2 separate regions of the Mus musculus genome follow, and region 2 is linked to region 1. Evidence: chromatin loops called from intact Hi-C (ENCODE). Cell type or tissue: left cerebral cortex. All regions are shown on one strand.

Region 1 (8,000 bases):
CTCACTATTCAGCTACACAGCCTCACTGTGCAGCTATGGCTGACCTGGAACTATAGACAAGGTGGCCTCAAGCTCACAGGGATCCACCTGTCCCCTTTGCCTCTGCCCTTCCTGCCCCTGCCATGCTGGGATCAAGAGACTATGCCACCATGCTAAAGCCTCTCTCTCTCTGTATCTCTCTGTCTCTCTCTGTGTCTCTCTCTGTCTCTCTCTCTCTCTCCCTCTCTCTCTCTCTCTCTCTCTCTGTGTGTGTGTGTGTGTGTGTGTGTGTGTGTGTGTGTGTGTGTGCGTGTACTGAGGACTGAATCCACGGTCTCATGCTGCTAGGCATGCATCTTGTCAGCCCAATGTGTTTTCTAACTTTAATTAACGAGAATAAAAGTATGTGAGTACAGAATGAATGATCATCATGATAAAACCCCGCATCCACGTGAATGCATATAAGTGTTCTTCCAGTTGGAAGGATTTGGGAGTGAGATAGAGTAGGGTGTAGTGTGCCCACCGGTAGAGAAGGAGGGTGCTAGCTACACTGTACCTACAAATAAGTCTTAACTCTGCGAAGTCGGAGAATATGTCATATTCTCTTGTTCCTCTTATTACTTCACACAGTAGCTTTCAGAGTCAAAGGAGATTTAGTTGTTAGAGAAAGAACAGTCAACTGAACCAATACTGAAAAAGACACTAAAGTTTCCTTAGCTACATGCTGCTAACCAAAGGCACTGTGAAACTTTACACAAAATATCAAGAAAAATAAATATGATTAAATTCTCTGACAAATAATAATTTCACCTTATTCAAATAGTCATCTTTTGAGGTGATCTCGGAAAATATGGACCTACTTACAGAGATTAGTGGGTGCAAACTCCCCTTTTATGAAGTAAATAAAAGGGGGAAAGCTGAGGTCCCAGAACCCTCGAGAGCTGGGAGTTGCTACAACTGAAGAAATTGGTGTGTGTTTCTGTCTTAGCCTGGTTTAGACTCTGTGGGTGAGCTATGACCCTCTTAATATGAAGCCAAGAGGCAGGACATCCTGGCTGGAGGTGTAATGCTAGGCAGGGGCTGGCAGTCATCCCTGCCCACTTGACCACCAGAACCAAAGGGCAGTGCTGAGGATGGAGAGGAGGGGCTCGGGATATTCTCCTCGCCTTGCTTCATTTCTTCAAGTGTGAAAGACACTCACGCTCCCAAGTTTCAGGTCTTGGCCGCTCGGGTGTCTCGAATCTCCTGTGGGGCTGGGTTTGGACCTAACTTTGCTACTCCATTCGCAGGCAGAGAAAACCTTAGGCATTATGCTGGTCCTTACCGTGCACTCCATTTCTCTGCACACAGTGACTCCCTCCTGTGGTCTTCACTTGTGCTGTGTTTTCTGGTTCCACACCCACTCCTTCCTAATGCTGAATTGCCTCAGCCCCTCACCCACTCTACCCTGCACAGGCTTGCTCTCACCCACTCTACCCTGCACAGGCTAGCCCTCACCCTAACCCACTCTACCCTGCACAGGCTAACCCTCATCCACTCTACCCTGCACAGGCTAACTCTCACCTACTCTACCCTGCACTGTCTTCACTCTCATGCACTCTACCCTGCACAGGCTAACCCTGACCCTAACCAGAGCAGGACCCAGAGTTTCCACATGCAAAAGTCAACAGTCAAGAGAGGCCATTAGGCAACAAGAGAATTCCCTTCCAGAGGGACAGGGAGTGTTCTAAGTGTTTTTGTGCCAACATATGTGTATCTTAGTCAGGGTTTCTATTCCTGCACAAACATCATGACCAAGAAGCAGTTGGGGAGGGAAGGGTTTATTCAGCTTACACTTTCCACATTGCTGTTGATCACCAAAGGATGCAGGACTGGAACTCAAGCAGGTCAGAAAGCAGGAGCTGATGCAGAGGCCATGGAGGGGTGTTCTTTACTGGCTTGCTTCCCTGCTCTCTTATAGAACTCAAGACTACTAGCCCAGGAATGGTCCCACCCACAAGGGGCCTTTCCCCCTTGATCACTAATTGAGAAAATGCCTTACAGTTGGATCTCATGGAGGCATTTCCTCAACGGAAGCTCCTTTCTCTGTGATAACTTCAACTTGTGTCAAGTTGACACAAAACCAGCCAGTACAATATGTCGTTGAGGTTTATATTTTAATTCCCTCGAATATATGGAAAAGGAAGTCAGAATAGCAAAGCAAAGACTATGGTGTTCAGTTATAATAAGCAGGAAGGTTAAAGGGAAAAGAATAAGACAGGAGTTGACTGAATGCCTATTCTGTGCCACAGTGTGTGCGTGTAGGGGGTGGGGGGTGATTTGTGTAATGTATGTAGCTTGCCTCTGCAAAGCCCCATGAGTCACTGGCACTTTTATTGCTCTATTTTCTTGTGTAGAATTTCTTGGGACTAGAAAGAGTTGACCATTTGCCTGAAATCCCACTTTCTGTTAGGTGACAGAGCCAGGAGTCAGGCTCATTATTGCGTTGAATTGAGAGCCTGCCTGCAAGAGCTTCCCCCATGCTGGTGTTGCTGTGCAAGTGCGCGTTTGCCAGTGGGTCATAAAACACCCCAGAAAGGTAAAGAGTTGCATGACATTCAGCATTCCCTACACCAGGCAGGATCCCAAATTCACTGTTTATTTCATCTGCTTATTTATTCTTCACAGCAATCCTGTGAAGTAGGCAGGAACCATTTTATCAGTTCACAGATGAAGACACGGAACAGCTAGGGCCTGCGTCAGGATCCCAGTGGCCGAGTCAGGGAGTGATTGGGGTGGTGGTGGTGCCTGTCATAAGGTTTTATGGCTATGAAGAAACACCATGACCACAGAAACTCTTATAAGGGAAAGCATTCAACTGAGGCCAGCTTTGGCTCAGAGGTTTTAGTCCGTTGTCATCGTGGCAGGAAGCATGGCAGCATGCAGGAGGGCGTGGTGCAGGAGAGGTAGCCGAGAGTTCTGCATCTGGATTCGTAGGCAGCAGGATGACAGTGTGGCTCTGGGCTTGACTTGAGCTTTGAAACCTCAGAGCCTGCCCCTCTGTGATACACTTCTTCCAACAAGACCACACCTCCTAATAGTGCTCCTCCCTGGGGAGCAAACATTCAAACACGTGAGTCCATGGGAGGGGGCATTCCTATTCAAACCACCACAGTCTCTGAGCCTGTTCCTTTGACCTCTCCCCCAGTTCACCTCTGTCATTGCTGCTTGATCTCGTCACGCCTGTACCCAGTGGATGCCTGCCTATAACCAGACATAGCGTGCCTAAGTCACCTCGGGCTGGCAGCGTCTCCATGTCTCAACCTTTACACTCGGCCTGTGCTCAGTGCCCTGCCAATCCCACTGGAGACAGCTCCCAGCCACTGCACTAGTCCTTCATGTTTATTACACTTTCTACAACATATCTCAAAGCATCTTGTCCCTGAGCCATGTTATTTTAGATTCTATAGTGACCAGATCTAGCTATAACTCTTCCATGACCCCTTAGCGCTCACATTCCTGGTGCACACGTACTTGTTCAAAACTAGCACTCAGGGCCAGCCCTGTGCTCTAAGACTCCTCTGCCTTGCATTCAGATCACAGAGTCCGTCATTAGAGAAAGCCTTATATTCTCAACCTCTTTGGTCTACCCATAGTCTGACAGGTCCGGGCAGAAGCCACTGTTCATGGTTGGTATCCCTAGAACCCTGGACAGAAGGGAGTGGGACCCATTTGCTGGGTTCCATGTGTTCTGCCCAGACTCTACCCTGCTTTCTCAGATCATCTTCCCCTCCTAGGCTTGGCCCTACAGGCATTATCACTGCCTTAGTGCTGACTCTGGTCTTGCTGCACCTACGTACGTCTGATTCCCTGTCACACCCATCAGAGACTTTCTCTCCTTTCTTTTACCTCTCAGAAGTCCTCCAGCCTTGAGTCTAGCTCTCTTTCTCCCTCTCTGCCTCCTGCCTGCATACCAAGTAGCACAATGAAGCTGGCGAAATAATACAGACACACACACAGACACACATATCACACACACACACCACACAAAAATGCAAGCATGCATACATATACACCACACCATACACACACATACATATTACCACACCCTCTCACACCACCACCCCCCCCACACACACACACATTTCCCAAGTCAATCCATTAATGTCCTTGCTATACACCATTGCTACCTCTCCCTGCTAGCTTCTAGGATGTCATCTGACTTTGCATCCTCATTTAAGACATGTTCAGCCTGACTTCTGCGGGGTGTTTCCTAGTCACCGCTTATAGTGTAGCCCTCCCGTCATCCAAGATTCCCCTAGTATGCTGCCCTCACATCTCCATTGTTTCTTAGTCATTCTTTTCCCTTCTGTGAAAGATCCTGTCTGTCACGTCCATGACTGTGCCTAATGGTAACGTAATGTGTCCAAAGTTTGAACTTAAGAATCTGCAAAATGAATGGATTACATGTGTCCAGGATTATAGATGCTAAAACAGTGTGGCCACTTGTGAGGTGCTTACCAGTGTGCTGGTGAGCACCAGACTCAAGTATCTGTCTCTATAGGCTCATTCTATAGGCTTCTTCCTCTATAGGCTCATTCTCTAGGCCTATTCCTGTATAGGCTCATCTGGTTAAGCAGCGTGCTCAGCCTCTATACATTTTGAATAAAGGAGAGTCCCAGCAGATATGAGGCTCGTTCCAGATCTGGCATCTGAATTAAGCAACACCACCCTTGTTTCTTCTCTGATAGGCTGTATACATTGTAGAACAATCTGTCACCTCATATGGCACTCCCCTGCCTCCTCTCATGTTTCCATCTCTGAAATTTGGAATTCAGCCTCAATGTGTATCCTCTTTCCTTGTAGTGACAGGAGCCAATTGTTACTTTTAAAACATTGATGGAAACATTCCCCCACCCACCTACTATTCAGTCTTCCCAAAGGCACAGCCAGCCAGCAGGTGATAAATGCCAATAAACAGTAGTTGGCACTCTTGTTTTTATAAAAGAAAAGACACAAAATTTCAGTTTCTGAAAAGAATGTGACCTCAAAGGCAAAGAGAAAGGAAAGTTGATGCCTCCTAGAACCCTGAGGTCTTACCGTGAGCTCAGCCTCCACTGTTCCGCGTGCCACACAGGGATGGCCTTCCCTGGAAGCTCTGTGACCTGTAAAGTAAGGTGGAGCAGTGAATTATGTGGATAACAAGTGCGAAGAAAATCCCAGGCACTGCTTACTCCGTTCTTTAGACTGCTGATCTAGCTGAAGATTTAGCAGTAAGTAGTTTTTGTCTTTTCTTAAGGAGAAAAATCACCATCAGAGTTGCTAGTTCAAGGAGAAAAATTATAGAGGTGAGCTATGGTCCTAAAGAGCGATCTCTCTTCCCAGATGTTGGTGATGGCAGCTGCATAGCGAGCGCCCTCACCAAACTCCATGAGAAACGAATGTACAGATGCACCACAGCATTAATTGGTGCACAGATTAATTAATGTCCATCCTCTGATGGCTTCAGTTTCTTTTTTCTTTTGTCTTAAAGGTTTCATAACAAGTCTTTCATTTGCTTGGCTAGAATTATTCCATTTTTTGTTTTGTTTTGTTTTGTTTGTGCTTTGTTTTGTTTTGTTTTGTTTTGTTTTCTGAGACAAGGTTTCTCTGGGTATCCTTGGCAGTGCTAGAACTCGCTTTGTAGACCAGGTTGTCCTGGAACCCAGAGATCTGCCTTCCTCTGCCTCCCAAGTGTTGGGGTTAAAGATGTGTGCTACCATGGTCAGGCTGAAAGTAGTATGAAGTAGTACGATTTTTGATTGTTTGGTTTTCATTTGTTTGTTTGTTTGTTTGTTTGTTGAGATAGGATTTCTCTGTTAACCCTGGCTTTTCTAGAGCTCACTTTACAGCTTTGGACAAACTCACAGAGGTCCTCGTTCTCCTCCTTCTCTTCCTCCTCCTCTTCCCCTTCATCATCTGTTGTCTTACTGCTCTAGCTAAGACAGCAAGCACTTGTTACGTCGATCTGAGGAAGAGTGGGCAGCCTTGTCTTGTTCCTGATTTTAGTGGGACTGCTTTGAGTTTCACACCATTTATGTTGAGATTGGATATGGATGTGCAGCATATTGCCTTTATTATGTTTGCATCCCTAATCTCTCCACAATTTTATCATGAAGGGGTATTAGATTTTTGTCAGAGTCCTATTCTTTGTCTAATGAGATGACTGTGTGGTTTCTGTCTTTCAGTCTGCTTATGTGGTAGATTACATTTATTGATTTACATATGTTGAACCACACCAGCATATCTGGGATGAAGCCTATTTGATCATGGTGGATAATCTTTTTTTTTTAATTGAAAATAGATTCATACAATACATCCCAACTACAGTTTCCACCTCCCCGACTCCTCTCAGATCCCTCACACACTCACCTCCCCACTACCACAGGTCCACTCCCCCTCCATTTCCTCTTCAGAAAAGAGCAGGCCTCCAAGAGATGACAACCAAGCAAGGCAAAAGCCCTCATCGAGACTGGACAAGGCAACCCATTAAGGTATAAAGAGTCCCAAGAGCAGGCAAAGAGTCAGAGATATGCTCTCTCCCATTGTTAGGAGTCCCACAGAAAACACCAAGGTAACATATGCAGAAGACCTGGTACAGACCCATGTAGGCCCCATGCTTGCAACTCCAGTCTCTGTGAGCCTATGTGAGCCCTGCTTAGTTGATGCAGTGAGCCATGTTCTCCAGATGTTCCTCATCCTCTGTGACTCCTATAATCTTTCCTTCTTCTCTTCCATGGGGTTCACCAATCTCTGATGGAAGAGGCCCCTAGAGACCTCCAATTTAGACTCTCTCTGTGTAATGTCTGGTTGTGGGGCTCTGTGCTTGCTCCCATCTGCTGTGGGAGGAAGCCTCTATGAAGGTGACTGGGCTATACAAAGAATCAGTGAAGCAAAGAGAAAATCAACAAGGTAGACAAACCCCTATAAGATGGAGAAAGGATGTCTAAATTAATAAATTCAAAAGCAATGGTCTGGAAAGATGGCTCATCTGTTAAAGGCTAGGCTCCCAACCAAAAATAAAATCCGAAAAAGGGGCTGGGGGACCTAACAACAGGCATTGAGGAAATTCAGGGAATCATAAGGACATACTTTAAAAACTATGCTCCACCAAAATTTGAAAATCTAAAAGAAATGGATAATTTTATTATTAGGTACCACTTGCCAAAGTTAAATCAATATCAGATAAATAATTTAAATAGACCTATAATACCTAGTCAAAGAGAAGCAGTCATTAAAATCTTCCAACCCCCCCCCCAAAAAAAGATTCTCGGGGGCCAGAAGGTTTTAGCACAGAATTTTACCAAACTTTCAAAAAGACTTCACACCAGTACCTCAAATTATTGCACAAAATCCATACAGAAGGGACATTGCCAAACATTTTATGAGGCCATGGTCACCCTGATGCTGATACCCAAATCACATAAAGACTCAACAAAGAAAGGGAATCACAGACCAATTCCCCTTATGTGTATAGATACAAAAATATTCAGTAAGATGCACACACATGGAATCCAAAATGATAGTGGATAATCTTTTAAATATGTTCCGATATTTGATCTATGAGTTTTTCATTGAGAATGTTTGCATCTTTGCTCATAAGGGAAAATGGTCTGTAATTTTCTTTCTTTGTTGGGTCTTTGTATGGTTTATGTATCAGGGTCATTGTGGTCCCATAAAATGAGTTAGGCAATGTTCCATCAGTTTCTCTTTTGGAAAATGATTTGAAGAGTATTGGCATTAATTCTTCTATGATAGCCTGGTAGAATTCTATGCAGAATCACTCTGGCCCTGGGCTTTTTTTTGGGGAGTGGGGGAAGGAAGCTAGGCAAATTTTAATTACTGATTGTATTTCACTAGGGGTCATGGGTCTCTTTAAATTGCTTATCTGATATTTATTTAATGTCAGTGGGTCATATCTATTAACAAACTTTTATCCATTTTCTTTTAGTTTTCCAATATGATAATATGCAGATTTTTAAACTATATCTTTATGATTCTCC
Region 2 (8,000 bases), 54 kb before region 1:
AAACAGTAACTTTAATGTGTTCCTCCCATCATCTCTTGGAATTATCAAATCACTAGCTCCTAACTCCATGATTGTATTATGTTATAATAGCTGGTTTGTAAAATTACTGTTTCAGTTGCTGACGTGAATTTCATAAAGATGATCAAGCACAATTTGGCTTAGGGTTTGATAGGAAATAGTTTTCTACAATTCTGAAATGGCCATAAACATACTCTCCCAGATTTTTACTACATATTTATATGAAGTAGCATTCTTGCTGTTAGTTAAAATCATAGTATTACCATACTATGAAAAATGTTCTATGTCTTGAGACATGTAATATTTAACCAATATTTAATTTTTGTACAAAAATAAATACAAAATTCATTTCATTACTATGCAAATTTTTCTTCTTTTGTAAATCGTGAATGTATTCATATACCAGAGAACTTTGCCTCCATATACATCTGTGGACAGCATGTATACAGTGCCCACAGAGGCCAGAAGACAGTGTCAGATCCAGTAGGACTGGATTTTCAGACCCAATGGGTGCTGGGATCTGAACCGCAGTCCTCTGGAATAGCAGCAAGTGCTCTTAACCACTGGGCCATCTCAGCAGCAAGTGGCCTTAACCACTGGACCATCTCTCTCAGCAGCAAGTGCCCTTAACCACTGGGCCATCTCTTCAGCCCTGTGCCAAGTACTTTACAAGATCATATGTATTCAGGGCTCTCTGGATGTGCACATCTTAGATATCCACTGAGCAGTAGTTGCTTTTACTCCTTTGCTAAGTATCCTTTGCCAGGAATGGGTGCTCTTGAATGGTGTCAAGGAGTCTAACCAACCACTGCCACCTCCAAGATCTGGTTGGCCTTGAAATTGGTGAATTAAGGTTAAAATGTGACCGCTCATTTGCATAGGTCTCTTCAAAGCTAGTATTCAAAATGAAGTTTTTAGTTTAGTATCCCATTCTTTTTCCTTAGAAAGACTTCCAGAGTTGTAATTTTTAGTATCTGCAAAAGCTAGGTTCTACTCTCCCCAAAGTAGTTGCGCGCTTCTTTTTGTAAACTGAAGGTTTTCAGGGAAAGTTGGTATCATGGAAACACAGAGATTTGTCTTATCTAGCAAAAAAATATTAGAGAAATATTCAAGTCGAGTTGCTATTTTAGGACCATATCTTTTGTAGTCCATTGTGTAAATTCACAGTTATGTTACTTTTAGCCATGACATAATGAACAAGAATATGAAGTGGCACAGTCAGACTCGGGAACTGAAATCCATGGCGCAGAGCAAGTGTGGGGGGGGGTTCAGCAGATGAGGGAGAAAGTTCCCTGATGAAACTTACTCAAAATTAATAACAGTCTCTGTAAATCAGGGTGTGTCAAAAGCATATTGAGGCATAGATCTTCCAACAAATGAAAATTAAACTTTCATCACTCACACGTGCAATAATTGAAGCTGAGAAAATGACATATTTGAAATCAATAAAACAAACTCTAGACTTTAAAAGTAAGCTGTAGTCTATAAAAGTGTGCTCAAATTTAAAATGGCCAGCTTCAAAACTGGCCTAGATAAAAAACAATTTGAAATCTCCTCAGTAGCATCAGTTTGTAAGCTTGGATAAAAGGGTAAAATACCAGAAATAAATTGTAATTTACAGAAGTTCATCTTGGTCTTTTAAAATTATTGATGAATTCTTGCATTACATTTATATGCTTGAACAATATGATGTACAGCAGGCCAGAAAATACATTTGATGTCTAAAAGCAGGGGGGCGGTTCAAGTGTATATCCCTCCCGTTTAAAGTTTGACTCTATCACAGAATAAATACATTTAAAAAGTGATTTCTCTGAAACATCATTTCAATCTTACAACTCTTAAGAAGCCAGTTGTTACGGAAGTTGAAGCGCTTAGTTAATAACTGAAACGATTTATCAAGTATGTACCTTACCCTTGGGTAGGAATCATCATTCCCTGCTTCCACAAACTGAGTGGCCAGGGCAGAGCCCGTGGTTATCAGTGCCCCTGGGACGGGCATCCAAAGAATTCTTGCCTCTTCTCACCTTTGAGTCTTGGACATTGTGTTGCCTCTTAATGTGTTTAGCAAATTCCCTTATATAGGGCACCATGTTTTCAGCAGGTTGTAGAACTGATATTCCTACCCATTTCTGTGCTCTCTTTCCTTACAAATACTTCCAGGAGAGCGATTCGAGGCTTCTCCAAATAGTTAGACAGGTAGCCGATCTTAGATGTAGTAATCAGCTGAGAGGCAGAACGGCTTGATGGGGACATTCCACTTTACTGTAATCACCTGATCTGAAACACTATTTGAAATGTTTAAGCCTTCACAGCTCTTTTCTACAGCACACACACACACACACACACACACACACACACACACACACACACACACAGTTCACAATAAGAACAATCTTGGATAAGAAAAAGAAAAAGATGAGATGTTTCAGACAGCCTAATGGGACTGCCACCATCTCGATAACCATCATTTAGTGCAGCCATACATTAGCTGAAGGCTGGTGTAGGCGGGCTGTGTTGAGCAGCGTCTTGGGCTGCATTTGGTGAGTCAGGATGGCCAATCATCCTAAGAAGGCAAGCACTCTGAACCTTACAGGTGTGCTGGAGCTAGCAATGGAATGTCATGGCAACATAGCCCAGTCTGCCTTTTGTGGAAATTGGATCCAAGATGAAAATGGAGGTTGCATTTTTTTAAAAAAAAATTATCATGAGAACAGCAATTACAAAATGATTATCTGTAATAGTCTCAATAATATTTTTATACTGTGTCTGGTGCTTAAGTGGAAGTTAGAAGACATTATCATATCCCTCACTATTTGACATCTAGTTACCAAATTCTTCCTAACAAAGTCTAGCTGACTTGGGGTTCATTAAATATCTAACCAATAGTCTAACTGCATCAGCAGTTCATTAGTCTAATTTTTACTACGGGTTTGATGAAGTTAAGGGAGGAAATATTTTAATTGAAAGAAATGTGCTATAAATGCTTTTTTTAAAAAAAAAAATTTCCTCTGTTTGTGTGTGTCCCTTCTCTAGACATTTTTAGAACATTTTCCCTGTAAGCTAAAAGCCATATCTCCCCAGATTTTTTTTTTCAAGTGAAATTGCCTTTCATTTGGCAAAAACTAAACCTGTGATTCATGGAGGCTTTGAGCATGCGCCCTGCTTGCTTTGACTGACATTTTTGCAGGCTAAATCAGACCTGCATGATTCATCTGCACCAAGATTCATTATGCCAAAAAGAGGAGAGGTTTGGGGGTGGCGTAAAAGAGCATAACGGGAAATTGTCTTGGAAATTGTGACTAGTGACGAAGGTGAAAAGAACCAACGTCAGTTGGCGTTTTAAATTGGCATTTGATCGGGGAGACATTTTCTTGTCACTGTTTTATTAAGAAAATGGGCAAAATGCATTAGAGGGGCTTTCCTTTCCTGTGGAAAATGAAATTAAGGTAAGAAACAAGAAAACTGATTTTTTTTAAAGTGTCCTTTAGCTTAAGCATTAAGTGTAAGCTGGCCAGGCCTGTACAGTAGGGAATGTGGAGAACATTCCACTACCTTAACTGTCTGGGAATGTCTACCATTAGCAATCGATTTCCTCGTTGAGTTTATTCATTGTTACCTTTAAATTTGACATGTCCAGAGGAGCTAAGATCTCCCAGTGCCAGGCATGTTCTGTCTACTTGTAACAACGCAGGGAAACCGCTTTGGAAAGATGAGAAACTGGGAAAGCAGAATGAGGGAGTAAGAACCAGGCCAATGATGGAGCTCTGGGGGAGGGGCTGTTTGGGGGGTTGAACCCAATACTACCGAAAGGGGGCAGGATGTGCCCAAAACAACCAATCCTCTATTTTGCCTAAGTTTATTTTATTCTCTCTCATTATAGAAAGATAGGATATACGCCAGCCAGGACTAGTTTTATTCAGGACTGGCCTTGTAACATATGAGAGAACATAAATGTGCCGCTTCCTGTTACAAATCTATTAATAGCTGCGCAGCGTTGTGGCGTCCTAGTTCCCAGTATCACAAAACACACTAAAAAAGAAACAAAAACAACACTTAAATTGGAAAGTATCATCTCCAAGCTTCGGGGAACCTTCTGCTGCTGCGAGGTCCACCCTCATTTTCCTTATGACGTTGGTGTTGGTGGTGAGCTCTAGATTTGAGTAAGGGAAATGTTTCCTTGAAGATCACCTAAACATTTTAATTTATATTTAAATTTTTCAAAGGTAGGTGAGTGCTTTAAAAATCACTAAGTTCTCTGTCTACATGTATCTGACTCGTTATGTGGATGGATAGGACTCTTTTAAGACTAGTTTTTCTGCTTTTAAGTATATATATATGTCTGTGTGCGCACAGGTGTAAGTAATTGTAGTGCTTGCAGAGTCAAGAAGTGGGCGCTGGATCTCCTGGAGCGGGGAGTAAGGTGGTGGTGAGCAGTGGGTGTAGGTGTTGGCAACTGAACTCCAGCCCTCTGAATGAGCAACAGGCACTCTTAGTCACTGGGCCATCCCCACTATTTGTTGGATTCCTAGATTTCCAGTGTATTGTTTTAGATTCAGATCCAGTATCCTCACCTTACACCTATTGTACAAAACCTTATTCCCAATTTCCTGTCCCTACCTTAAGAGTCCTCAGACTTCACACCTCAAGCCAACATCAGCCTGGAATCACCAAGTATTGGATAAGTCCCAGGCTTGCAGTTAGATGGGGTTGGAGGGTAACAGGCAGCTGTGCACAGCCTGTTTAGTGGTGCGATGAAGGCTAGAAGTTATTAAGTGCAAGATGCTAAAAGCAGCTTCCTTTAAAGGTCCAAGTGATAGGGAAAGTAAAGCTCTCAGTTCTTGGCTACCTAAACTGTAGAAATCATCTTTGGGTAGAAGAGCATTGACATTTCGAGGTTGAATGTGTTTCTGTGTAAGACAGGGCTGAATCCCTTCCCAGCATATATTTCAGCCTCAGTGCAGCCAGACAGGAAGCTGCTGTTGTCTTCATCTTCTGTTGAAGTGGTCACTGTAATTAGTAGAGCAATAACCCCTCCACAAATGGAAGAATTCTTCACAGTTCATGTGTGCCCTCCCTCTCCCTTCCTCCTCTCTCATCACCGATCATTGACACCTCTTTCTAGTCTTTTACTCGGTGATGTTTGGAGGAACTGCAATCATCCATCACAAAGGCTTCAGTAGAAATGGTGACTTGTGACTGTTGTGGAGTGTTGTAGACTGGTGGTCATTGAGCTTCCGCTGAGAAATGAATAGCCTTAAGGTTTTTGAATGATTGGATATTTTAGTTTTTAATATTATAGTTTAGAATAAATGATCAGCCCTGTTTGACCATTGCGAACTCCCATTTTTAAAGCCATGCCTGGAATAAGGGCATTATGTCCAGTTCAGCTCCGCGTGTATACTCGGGACATCTTTGCTTCCCAGCACCTCCTCCGCAGTCACACAGCCTTAGCTAGCTGGCACGTGAATCTAATAGTTTAGTTTTTAAAATGTTGAATCAGCTTTTTGACACTTGGCTGGATTTTCTTACACTTGTATTATTCTTTTATTGTTTTCACAGAAAACCCCTAAATAAAATATCATCCGTTTCTTAAACACAATTTGTTGTACACAGAGTCTTCTATTACAAATAGATTATTTTGACTTGAGGAAACAATATTTTCTCCTCAATAAGAAATGTTTACCCAGTAACTACCTTTTTATGATGTTGCTTATTCCTTTGAATTGGATCTTTTTTAAGGTTTTATAACCTTCCAGTTATAGTCCAATCTAAGAAAATAAACGCACGCCCTGTAACACAATATGAAAAGTTATAATGTTTGAAATTTAAAAGACAAGCATACACCATGTTCTTCAAATGATATGGGAAATCTGAAGGAATCCATGCAATAATTTGCCTAAAGCAAAGTGTTGAGATAGAAAGAAACAACTCCAAGTGGCTTTATGGAAGGAACTGAAATATGCTAGGGTATGTCATTCCTGCTGAAACATCCAATTCAACTGTAGTTTAGTCAACTACCAAGTTAATCATAACTATAAGCACCAGATAATATATCTTGAAAATAACTGAGATGGGTCAAGAATTGCCCGTAAATTCAGCACCGAAATCAGTTTCTCTGTAAAGGAGACCTTTGCCTGAGATGTAAAGCATTGATTGCTCCCCCTGATGTGCAGGGAGATATCACATGTCAGTGCCCAAATGACATATGGCTTTACAGGGGACATGGACGCATGAATTCAGAATAATGCCCAATTGCTATGTAATCTTATACTTTTGTTTAATGAAAGATAACTTCAACCCAGATACAGTGACGCATATCTGTAATACCATTACTTGGGAACAAAGGAAGAAGGAGTGTGTCAAGTTCTACGCCAACCTGGTCTACAGAGTAAGTTGGACACCAACCTGGGCTTCAAGAGAAGACCATGTCTCAAAGAAAACAAAAATGAGGCTTCAAACTCTTTTGACAAATTCCTGCGTTAGAAGGTGGTGTTTACTTCCCCTCCTGTTGAAGCTGGGTAGGATCGTGGCTACTGTACAGAAGGAAAGGGCAGTGAAGCCTGCCAGTTTGCAAGTTACAGTTTTTAGACGCTGACAGCTCCCCCTCTTTCCTCTTCAAGCATTTACTCTTGAAGCCCAACTGTCAAGTCATAAGAAAATCTATATATTTCAGTGTGAGAAGAAACCCGTATAAAAAGAACCGAGAAGCAGCTGAGATTCATCGCCTACCAGACTGACAGCCCGCACTAGCTTGCCAGGTATACGACTGCGTGCTTCATCCCAGAAGTCATCTTCAAAGATGAGCCTCCCTTCTCCCAGGCCTGCCCAAATCACAGGTTCAATTGTAAGCGAAATTGAAGGCAGTGGCTAGCATCCTAAGAATTACACAGAGAGGGATAGGAGCCAAGAAAGGAAAAGTGTGGATCCGAGTGTATTCCCAGCCTTTATTTTAGACGCTCCTCCTACAGCTCTGTGGATGGTATGTGGAGTAATAGCCCCTTTACATAGACAAGATAAATGCTGCATGCTCGGTCCTCAAAATGGTGACAGTACTCTTTGCAAGTGAATGTGGGTCAGGCTTCGCCCTGCTGGGCACAGGGCTGATCCCGCAGTTGGGAGACAAGCATGCTGAACTGGAGTAAGCTTATGGACAGCAGGGGTGATTAGAGCACAGTTGTGTGGACCTAGGTAGAACAGCTCTTCTGGATACAGGTTCCCTTCATCTAGCTGTGTTTTCCCAGCGCTCCGAAACACCATTTGATCACGCTGCTCAATCATCCTCTTAATCCGGACTTCTCAAAGGGCTTCCCAGAATCTACCAAAGTTCACTTCCTCAGCCTGGCATTTCAATGCCTCTGTCAAACACCCGTCAGTCCATCTGGCTCTCATCCTTATCTCCCCGCGCAACTCCAGGCCAAACCTCTGTTCTCAACCCTTTGAGCTGACTGTGCCTTTGTGCGGTGTCCCTACTAATCGCCTATCGACGAATGGCCTGTCCTATTTAGTTTTTATTCTCCTGAAAACTACTTAGTATCCAACATAGAGTTCAGATCTTTAGTGGAATCATCAGTAAGTCGCAGCTGGTTTTGATTTCTGCTCTTCTCTCGCTTCTCTATATTCAAAACACCACCTTCTTTATTTACACGCCTCCCGAAAGGCGAGTTAGCGGTCTCGTTCCTCTGCACTTGTCTCTGTGGTCTTATCGGTGTGTTAATGGGGTATGTGCTTAATAATTTGTCTATTGACTATGAATTCAGTTTTAATGAACACATCAAAGGAGATCCCCACCTATATTGCAGGCAGGACCGGCTTCTCTGATCACCAAACAGAAATACTACACAGAACTGTACTCTTTTTCTGCTCGTAAACATTTATATCAAAAAGGTTCATGAAACCTCTTAACCATATACCAAAGAAAAACAAGATTGAGGCTAAAAAAAATTATAATAAACCAGCTATTATGGAAGTTTTAGAATTAGGTA

The links. A loop is a pair of places that touch in the nucleus more often than their neighbours do. Peaks named below come from ENCODE experiments on the same cell type or tissue, not always from the same donor. Only the 100,000 strongest peaks of a DNase experiment are listed, where the experiment ranks them.
Region 2: it touches region 1 in a loop (2.5-fold over the local background); 2 of 42 quality-filtered maps call a loop at or near these places.

Annotation. Positions count from the first base shown.
Region 1 is chr19:58,020,517-58,028,516 of GRCm38, forward strand. All of the region lies in intron 27 of Atrnl1 (attractin like 1), which reads left to right. It overlaps Gm32980 (a long non-coding RNA gene), which reads right to left. Exons shown (of 6, transcript XR_003952872.1): 5 at 5,059-5,123; 6 at 1-3,068. Among named protein-coding and RNA genes, the nearest start is that of Gm32980, 19 kb to the right of the region's middle. In left cerebral cortex, no CTCF peak of the experiment used is centred here; a DNase peak (open chromatin) is centred at 4,720.
Region 2 is chr19:57,966,745-57,974,744 of GRCm38, forward strand. All of the region lies in intron 27 of Atrnl1 (attractin like 1), which reads left to right. Among named protein-coding and RNA genes, the nearest start is that of Gm52385, 45 kb to the left of the region's middle. In left cerebral cortex, a CTCF peak has its summit at 3,856; DNase peaks (open chromatin) are centred at 2,573, 3,226, 3,806, 3,981 and 2 more places; H3K4me3 peaks cover 750 bases; H3K27ac peaks cover 2,561 bases.